2 separate regions of the Homo sapiens genome follow, and region 1 is linked to region 2. A link is an interaction called in ENCODE POLR2A ChIA-PET data of the cell type or tissue named here. Cell type or tissue: PC-9. All regions are shown on one strand.

The links. ChIA-PET counts read pairs that join two places held together with the same protein. Peaks named below come from ENCODE experiments on the same cell type or tissue, not always from the same donor. Only the 100,000 strongest peaks of a DNase experiment are listed, where the experiment ranks them.
Region 1: POLR2A ChIA-PET joins it to region 2 with 5 read pairs; 2 of 35 experiments call an interaction of 5 or more read pairs at or near these places.

Annotation. Positions count from the first base shown.
Region 1 is chr16:20,911,708-20,916,707 of GRCh38, reverse strand. It overlaps LYRM1 (LYR motif containing 1), which reads right to left. Exons shown (of 4, transcript NM_001128302.3): 2 at 994-1,152. The coding sequence starts at 1,152. Among named protein-coding and RNA genes, the nearest start is that of LYRM1, 13 kb to the right of the region's middle. In PC-9, no CTCF peak of the experiment used is centred here; a DNase peak (open chromatin) is centred at 2,817; H3K4me3 peaks cover 1,060 bases; H3K27ac peaks cover 3,472 bases.
Region 2 is chr16:21,046,747-21,051,746 of GRCh38, reverse strand. DNAH3 (dynein axonemal heavy chain 3) reads left to right here. Exons shown (of 62, transcript NM_001347886.2): 29 at 1-77; 30 at 1,729-1,837; 31 at 2,065-2,178. Among named protein-coding and RNA genes, the nearest start is that of DNAH3, 100 kb to the left of the region's middle. RefSeq lists an enhancer at 3,353-3,925. In PC-9, no CTCF peak of the experiment used is centred here; no DNase peak of the experiment used is centred here; H3K4me3 peaks cover 637 bases.

The DNA of each region.
Region 1 (5,000 bases), 140 kb after region 2:
GTAGAAAGATGACCCTGCTTTGGACCATTGAGCCGTGGTGAGGTCCTTCAGGTGGCCAGGCAGAGGCCAAAGCTGGGGATTCAGATGTGACAGCTTAAATCACAAGGTGGCTGCATGTTGCACAGGCCTCAGCACAGAGGGCTGACCTTCAGAGGACCCCTGCAGCTGGCGGGAGGGTGTGTGATGACACGGCTGAAGAGAGACAGTCAGAGGTCAGAGAGGGAAAAGTGGTGAGAGTAGACTGTTAGGAAGTTTCATGAGGGGAGCAGTGACCGCGCTGAATCCATTAGATCAGTGAGGAGACGGAAGAGAAGTCGGGTGTGAAAGCCTTTTTCCATGCTTAGTGCCGGGAGGTCTTCCCCGGAGCTAACAGCTAACGCTTTAGGGTTTGTAGGGGGGTGGTCCAATCTGGCTCCCTGCTGTGTGTGCAGTTCCCTTAAACCAGCTAATGGAGACACTATTTTACCCAGTTCTGTGGTCCCAAAGGGCAATCTCACTCTGCTAGCCAAAGAGGCTTGAGTTCAAAGCTGTTATGAAGGAAACCCTGTGTCTTAATCCTATTCTCTTCCTTCTAAATGGGTTTATATTTAGAGGCTTTGAATAGTTTATGAATTGAAAAAAAAAACAACAACAACAACAAAAAACCACTTTCCTGCACACCTCCTATGGGAGTGGCCAGCAACTGGTACAGTATGAGGACTGGCTCCTCCTCTGAAAACTCATTGGCCTGCTCATGTCACCTGGCTCATAGGGTCTTCTGAGGACACTGAGCCACTTACTGGCTGGCTTGAGACCTGGAACAAGTGAAGAGAGAAACACAGGCTTCCCAGTGGTCAGGCAAGCTAGCCAAGCTGTGCACTGGCCCCTTCCTGCCCCAAGTTCTGCCACCATGACTGTGCGGCTCAGCCCTCTTGATTAAAGACCGAAAAGAAATAAACAAATATCATAAGGAACAACTCTCCTCTGCACAATCTCCAAGTGGGGCCTACTTACATTTTTGTTTTTCCGGAACAGCGTTCTGGCTTCATTTAGTATGTACTGTTTTTCTTTGATGGTGTCTTCCATCTGCCCTGATGTCGCCTGCCATTTCCTCGCAAGCCTGAAAATGCTGCGGTAGAGGCCAAGGACTTCTTGTCGTGTTGCCGTTGTCATCTTCAGACCCACCAAAATAGAAGAGGGAAAATTTGCATAAAAATGCAACTTGACAGGAGGCACCAGGCAGATGTACAGTTTTTTTTTTTTTTTTTTGAGACGGAGTCTTGCTCTGTCGCCCAGGCTGTAGTGCAGTGGTGCAATCTCGGCTCACTGGAAGCTCCGCCTCCCGGGTTCACGCCATTCTCCTGCCTCAGCCGCCCGAGTAGCTGGGACTACAGGCGCCCGCCACCACGCCTGGCTAATTTTTTGTATTTTTAGTAGAGACAGGGTTTCACCGTGGTCTCGATCTCCTGACCTCGTGATCTGCCCGCCTCGGCCTCCCAAAGTGCTGGGATTACAAGCGTGAGCCACCGTGCCCAGCTGATGTACAGTTTTTTAATTAAGACCTTTAATTAGTCTAGAAATAATTGCTCTTTCTCAACAAATCTGTTGGGTAGCATTGCTGAAACCATCTAATAGAAACACCGTATCTCTCAACTGGCTTTGTAATTCATCCCGAGGTTGAGGGTTGCTTAACCACATCGTTTGCCATGGTGGCCACATTTATGAACACGGCAAAACCAAAGCTCACACTTATTATTCTTTAAGCCAGTCCAGTAAAATTATATTACTCACCTGAATGCCTAGGTGAAGGCATATTTTTGATAACTGAATTTTCTAGTTAAGGGAGAAATGGAATTTAATCCACTGGTTACAAACTCAAGTGCCTCTGCGGCCTGGCAGGTAATATAAATGAGAGGACTTGCTTGGATGGGGACAGTGGCCACCTGGACAGGAAATGCCCCCTTGAAAGGGAACAGTTGCCATTCAGCTCCAGCCAGCAGCTGCCATGTAGAAAGAAGTGCCTAGGAATGCCAGATTTCCTGATAGCTTAAAAATAGGTGGCAATCCAGATTTTAAAAATATGACATCTCAAAAAAACACACTAAGTCATTATTTTTGAAAATGTGAGGCCAGGCGTGGTGGCTCACGCCTGTAATCCTAGCACTCTGGGAGGCTGAGGCAAGTGGATTGCTTGACCTCGGGAGTTCAAGACTAGCCTGGGCAACATGGTGAAACCTTGTCTCTACTAAAATACAAAAAAAAAAAAAAAAAAATTAGCCAGGTGTGGCGGCATGTGCCTGTAGTCCCAGCTACTTGGGAGGCTGAGTCAGGAGAATTGCTTGAACCCCAGAGGCAGAGGTTGCAGTGAGCCAAGATTGCACCATTGCACTCCAGCCTGGGCAACAGAGTGAAACTCCGTCTCCAAAAAGAAAAAAAAAAAAAAAAAAAAAAGTGACGACTGTACAGGCCAAACAAAATGAGTCTGTAGGCTCAGTTCCACCCAGAGGTTGTCAGGTTGCAACCTCTCTTTTAGTCTGTCACAACCTTTTTGGAAATATTTCTCAAAATCGTTGGTCTACTTTCTTGTCCAATAAGTATAATTAAAAATCTTTCTGATGACTGGCCGGGTGCAGTGGCTCATGCCTGTTATCCCAGCACTTTGGGAGGCTGAGGTGGGTGGATCACGAGGTCAGGAGATTGAGACCATCCTGGCTAACACGGTGAAACCCCGTCTCTACTAAAAATACAAAAAATTAGCTGGGCGTTGTGGTGAGTGCCTATCGTCCCAGCTACTCAGAAGGCTGAGGCAGGAGAATGGTATGAACCCGGGAGGCGGAGCTTGCAGTAAGCTGAGATCCGGCCACTGCACTCCAGCCTGGGTGACAGAGCGAGACTCTGTCTCAAAAAAAAGAAAAAAAAAAAATCTTTCTGATGACTGAAGATCTCAAGGCCCCTCTGGGTTTTTAGTCTCAAACATCAGTTTTAATTTCAGAAGATGTGGCCAAGAGAGAACGGACGTAGGTATATTCTGTAAAGCTAATTGTATTTTTCAAAAGCATAATTCCCAGTATCTTTAAATTCTTATTACAAAATATTTCAGATACAAAAAGATATAGAGGCCAGGTACAGTGGCTCATGCCTGTAATCCCAGCAGTTTGGGAGGCCGAGGCAGGTGGATCACTTGAGGTAAGGAGTTCAAGACCAGCCTGGGCAACATGGTGAAACCCAGTCTCTACTAAAAATACAAAAATTAGCCAGGTGTGGTGGCAACCACCTGTAATCCCAGCTATTTGGAGGCTGAGGCACGAGAATCACCTGAACCCAGGAGGTGAAGGTTGCAGTGTGCCAAGATCACGCCACTGTATTCCAGCCTGGGCAACAGTGACTCTGTCTCCAAAAAAAAAAAAAAAACAAAGAAAAGATACTGAGACCAATATAATAGCCATACAGTTACAACAGACCTTAAAGAATAAATTATGTATCCAGTAGAAACCCCCACTGTACCCCTTCCAAATAACATTTCCCTTCCTCTCCTAGAAGGAATCACTATGCTGAATTTATTGTTTATTGTGCATATCTTTACACATAACATTTATAGTATTGCTTTGCAAGTTTTATTTATTTATTTAATTATTATTATTATTATTATTATTATTATTTTTGAGACAGAGTTTCGCTTTTGTTGCCCAGGCTGGAGTGCAATGGCGCAATCTCGGCTCACTGCAACCTCCGCCTCCCAGGTTCAAGTGATTATCCTGACTCAGCCTCCCAATTAGCTGGGATTACAGGTGCGCACCATCACGCCTGGCTAATTTCGTATTTTTAGTAGAGATGGGGTTTCACCATGTTGGTCAGGCTGGTCTCGAGCTCCTGACCTCAGATGATCCACCTGCCTCAGCCTCCCAAAGTGCTGGGATTACAGGCATGAGCCACCGCACCCCGCCTGCTTTGCAAGTTTAAAAAGTTTATAGGTAAGTTCTGCAATTTGCTTTATTTGCCCATAACATTCATAAGATTCATCCATGTTGTTACACATGGCTCTGGTTCATATATTCTCAGTGCTGCAATTCAGCCTGCTGTATGAAGATATCCCAATGTACTATCTATTTTGCTGATGGATATTAGGTGTTTCCTTTTTAAAAAAAATTATTTAAGGCCGGCTGGGCGCGGTGGCTCATGCCTGTAATCCCAGCACTTTGGGAAGCCAAGACAGGCAGATGACAAAGTCAGGAGATCAAGACCATCCTGGCTAACAAGGTGAAACCCCGTCTCTACTAAAAATACACAAAAAAAAATTAGCCGGGCATGGTGGTGGGCGCCTGTCCCAGCTAATCGGGAGGCTGAGGCAGGAGAATGGCGTGAACCCGGGAGGCGGAGCTGGCAGTGAGCCGAGATTGCGCCACTGCACTCTAGCCTGGGTGACAGAGTGAGACTCCATCTCAAAAAAAACAAAAAAAACCCAAAAATACCAACAAAAATTTATTTAAGGCCACGTGCAGTGGCTCATGCCTGTAATCCCAGCACTTTGGGAGGCTGGGACAGGCAGGTCACTTAAGCTCTGGAGTTTGAGACCCACCTCGGTAACATGTTTTTAACAAAACATTCATTTTGTAAAAAAATACAAAAATTGGACAGGGCTGATGGCATGTGCCTGTAGTCCTAGCTACTTGGGAGGCTGAGGTGGGAGGATCGTATGAGCCCGGGAGGCTAAAGTAAGCTGAGATTGCACTACAAGCCAAGACTGAGCCCCTGCACTCCAGCCTGGGTGACAGAGTGAGACCCCATCTCAAAAACAAACAAGCAAACCCCAACAACTTATTTAAAAACTTCAGGCTGGCTCCAGTGGCTCATTCCTATAATCCCAGTACTTTGGGAGGCTGAGATGGAAGGATCATTTGAGGCCAGGAGTTCAGGACCAGCCTGGGCAATATAAAGAGACCCTATCTCTATAAAAATGAAAAAACAAAGTATTTCAGCCCCCCCTCTCCTTTTTTCATAACTATTTACATTTCTATATCTAA
Region 2 (5,000 bases):
GAAGCCTTGTATGGCTATGAGTACCTGGGAAACTCCCCCCGGCTGGTGATCACACCCCTCACCGACCGCTGCTACAGGTACACTCTGGAGCTCCTAGATCTGAGGGGTGAACGGAGAACTCCAGGGGAAGAAGACTCTGGGGAGGAAAGTTAGGGATGTCTTGGGTTACCTTTACCCTTCACACTTCAGATTATTAGATTCTCCATAGTCCCAAAGATGGGCATGCAAACTAGGTCTTCAGGCTAGACATGAGAACCCAGTAGGAATTCTAGTGCAAATCAATGTATTTGAACCAACAAGTGGAATATTGGTGCACATCCGTGAACATGACACAGGACTTAACGTAGAGGGCTCTCCAATGGCAGGAATCAAGATGGTGCCTGGAGATCCTATGGCCATAAGATAGACAAGAAGTGAGGTCAAGAACGTAGCCAAGGGGTCTCTATGCTCTGCCAGCCAGTCTCATGAAAAAAGCTGGCCATTCTGTGCTCAGCAAAGTCCTCTGACATTTTCTGTGGAACTCAGCCTTTGAGATCGGGATTTTGTGAACTTGTCGGTTTTGTGATGTTTAGATGTTCTTTGCTTTTATATATTTCCTTACAGTGAGAGTTTTTTAGATTGTAAAACTAATACTTGGGAGTATTTTCTCCCTTCAAAATCCTCAACCACTTGTTTTTTATGGTCTATGATTTTTGCTCTTCATTCATTTATTTATTCCACTTATTATTCAACAACCATTTTTTGAGGTTTCCTGTGCACCATGCATGACCTCAAGAAACCCTAAATCTAACTGGGGGGTCGGGAGAGACATATTCAAATGATTACAAGATAGAGTGCTAAATGAAAACATAGAAACTCATACCATGGGCCATGGAACCACAGTTATTACATCATTCATTTCTAACATTTATCTTGCACCTATTACATGCCAGGAGCTGTATTAATTTACTGAGGTTATGAAATGGAATCAAATATGATTCCTGAACTTTAGAGTTCATAATCTAGCTGGGCATGGTGGCTCACGCCTGTAGTCTCAGCACTTTGGAAGGCCAAGGTGGGTGGATCACTTGATCCCAGAAGTTTGAGACCAACCCGCTTGGGCAACATGGCAAAATCCCATCTCTACAAAAAATATGAAAATTAACTGGGTGTGGTGGTGTGTGCCTGTAAGTCCCAGCTACTTGGGAGGCTGAGATGGGAGTATCACTTGGGCCCAGGAGGTCAAGGCTGCAGTGAGCTGTGACCATGCCTCTGCACTCCAGCCTGGGCGACAGAGTGAGAACCTGTCTCAAAAGAAAAAAAAGAATTCATAATCTAGTTGGAGAAATATATTTTAACCATTCCATTAGCACTGGTGATCTTTGGAATGTAGAGTTTATGAGTATTCTCACTTTTATTTGATTCATTTATATAGGTATGCATGTATTCATTTATTCATTCAAACAAATATTCATGGGTGCCACTCATGTGCTGGACACTGTGCTGGGCTCTGAGGTTACAATGCCGAGTAAAATACAGTGATATTGTATTGCTCATATAATTGGGAAAAATTTTAACTATTTGGTTGGTGCAAAAGTCATCGCGGCTTTTAGCATTACTTTCAATGGCAAAAACTGCAATCACTTTTGCACTAACCTAAATATTTGTATGAGTCAAAATAAATGAAAAGCCGGTTTCTTTCCTGTGTCTTAGACCTCAAGCACTGAAGTTCTATTTTCTTCCCCATAGGACACTGATGGGAGCTTTGAAGCTGAACCTTGGGGGTGCTCCAGAGGGTCCAGCTGGGACTGGCAAGACAGAAACCACCAAAGATTTGGCCAAAGCCTTGGCTAAGCAGGTAAGCAAATGCCATCTATCCCCTCCCTCTCTTCCAGGCCCTCTCTGCACCCCTCCTGTGGGAAGTAGGCATCAACTTTAAGATGGTTTAGCATTAACAGGCAGCATGGGCCCCAGCTCCTTCAAGCAGAGCAAGGAGAGAGGAGCCCACTGCTGTTGAATGGTGCGGGGTAATTCAGATGGGATGGAATCCACCCTGAATGATACCCACATCCTCCCTCTTTCTAGTGTGTGGTCTTCAACTGCTCCGATGGTTTGGATTACAAAGCTATGGGGAAGTTCTTCAAGGGGCTGGCACAGGCTGGAGCATGGGCGTGCTTTGATGAGTTCAACAGGATCGAGGTAACTCTGCCTCTAGGCTGCAGAACAAAGAAGCTGTGCATGGAGGGGCTTTTTTCTTGGCTCTGCACCCCTTAATAACAGGGCCTTATATCTCTTGTATGGCAGACACAAGAACCTCCAAAGCAGGTACTCAGTGAACTAAACAAAAGGACTCTCAAGGAGACAGATGCATGTTTTATACACATAGCCCCATCTCCCCATCATATTAATTCATTCACTTGCCCATAGTAGCTACTGAGCAGCTACTATACATCAGAGATTCTGCATAAGTTCATGCAACAGAGATGAGCATGAAATGGTTGTATAGCCAGGCACAGAGGCTCACACCTGTAATCCTGACACTTTGGGAGGCCAAGGTGGGAGGATCACTTGAGCCCAGGAGTCTGAGACCAGCCTGGGCAACACAGTTGAGACCCTGTCTCTACAAAAATAAAATAGCCTCAGCTATTCAAGAGGCTGAGGCAGGAGGATTGCTTGAGCCCAGGAGTTCGAGGCTGAAGTGAGCTTTGATGCCGCCACTGCATTCCAGCCTGGGTGAGAGTGAGACTTTGTCTCTTAAAAAAAAAAAAAGTCTTGGCTGAGCGCGGTGGCTCACACCTGTTATTTCAGCACTTTGGGAGGCCAAGGCAGGTGGATCATCTGAGGTCAGGAGTTCAAGACCAGCCTGGCCAACATGGTGAAACCCTGTCTCTACTAAAAATATAAAAATCAGCTGGGCATGGTGGTGAGTGCCTGTAACCCCAGCTACTCGGGAGGCTGAAGCAGGAGAATGGCTTGAACCTGGGAGGCGGAGGTTGCAATGAGCCAAGATCTAACCATTGCACTCCAGGCTGGGAGTGAAACTCTGTTTAAAAAAAAAAAAAAGGAGGGAGGAGCCAAGATGGCCGAATAGGAACAGCTCCGGTCTACAGCTCCCAGCGTGAGCGACGAAGAAGACGGGTGATTTCTGCATTTCCATCTGAGGTACCGGGTTCATCTCACTCGGGAGTGCCAGACAGTGGGCGCAGGTCAGTGGGTGCGTGCACCGTGCGCCAGCCGAAGCAGGGCGAGGCATTGCCTCACCTGGGAAGCGCAAGGGGTCAGGGAGTTCCCTTTCTGAGTCAAAGAAAGGGGTGACAGACGGCACCTGGAAAATCGGGTCACTCCCACCCGAATACTGCGCTTTTCTGATGGGCTTAAAAAACGGGGCACCACGAGATTATATCCTGCACCTGGCTCGGAGGGTCCTACGCCCACGGAGTCTCGCTGATTGCTAGCACAGCAGTCTGAGATCAAACTGCAAGACGGCAGCCTGGCTGGGGGAGGGGCGCCCGCCATTGCCCAGGCTTGATTAGGTAAACAAAGCAGCCTGGAAGCTCGAACTGGGTGGAGCCCACCACAGCTCAAGGAGGCCTGCCTGCCTCTGCAGGCTCCACCTCTGGGGGCAGGGCACAGACAAACAAAAAGACAGCAGTAACCTCTGCAGACTTAAATGTCCCTGTCTGACAGCTTTGAAGAGAGGAGTGGTTCTCACAGCAAGCAGCTGGAGATCTGAGAACGGGCAGACTGCTTCCTCAAGTGGGTCCCTGACCCCTGACCCCCGAGCAGCCTAACTGGGAGGCACCCCCCAGCAGGGGCACACTGACACCTCACACGGCAGGGTACTCCAACAGACCTGCAGCTGAGGGTCCTCTCTGTTAGAAGGAAAACTAACAAACAGAAAGGACATCCACACCAAAAACCCATCTGTACATCACCATCATCAAAGACCAAAAGTAGATAAAACCACAAAGATGGGGAAAAAACAGAACAGAAAAACTGGAAACTCTAAAAAGCAGAGCACCTCTCCTCCTCCAAAGGAACGCAGTTCCTCACCAGCAACGGAACAAAGCTGGATGGAGAATGGCTTTGACGAGCTGAGAGAAGAAGGCTTCAGACGATCAAATTACTCTGAGCTATGGGAGGACATTCAAACCAAAGGCAAAGAAGTTGAAAACTTTGAAAAAAATTTAGAAGAATGTATAACTAGAATAACCAATACAGAGAAGTGCTTAAAGGAGCTGATGGAGCTGAAAACCAAGGCTAGAGAACTACGTGAAGAATGCAGAAGCCTCAGGAGCCGGTGCGATCAACTGGAAGAAAGGGTATCAGCGATGGAAGATGAAATGAATGAAATGAAGCGAGAAGGGAAGTCTAGAGAAAAAAGAATAAAAAGAAATGAGCAAAGCCTCCAAGAAATATGGGACTATGTGAAAAGACCAAATCTACGTCTGATTGGTGTACCTGAAAGTGATGGGGAGAATGGAACCAAGTTGGAAAACACTCTGCAGGATATTATCCAGGAGAACTTCCCCAATCTAGCAAGGCAGGCCAACGTTCAGATTCAGGAAATACAGAGAATGCCACAAAGATACTCCTCGAGAAGAGCAACTCCAAGACACATAATTGTCAGATTCACCAAAGTTGAAATGAAGGAAAAAATGTTAAGGGCAGCCAGAGAGAAAGGTCGGGTTACCCTCAAAGGGAAGCGCGTCAGAGTAACAGCGGATCTCTCTGCAGAAACCCTACAAGCCAGAAGAGAGTGGGGGCCAATATTCAACATTCTTAAAGAAAAGAATTTTCAACCCAGAATTTCATATCCAGCCAAACTAAGCTTCATAAGTGAAGGAGAAATAAAATACTTTACAGACAAGCAAATGCTGAGAAATTTTGTCACCACCAGGCCTGCCTTACAAGAGCTCCTGAAGGAAGCACTAAACATGGAAAGGAACAACCGGTACCAGCCGCTGCGAAATCATGCCAAAATGTAAAGACCATCGAGACTAGGAAGAAACTGCATCAAC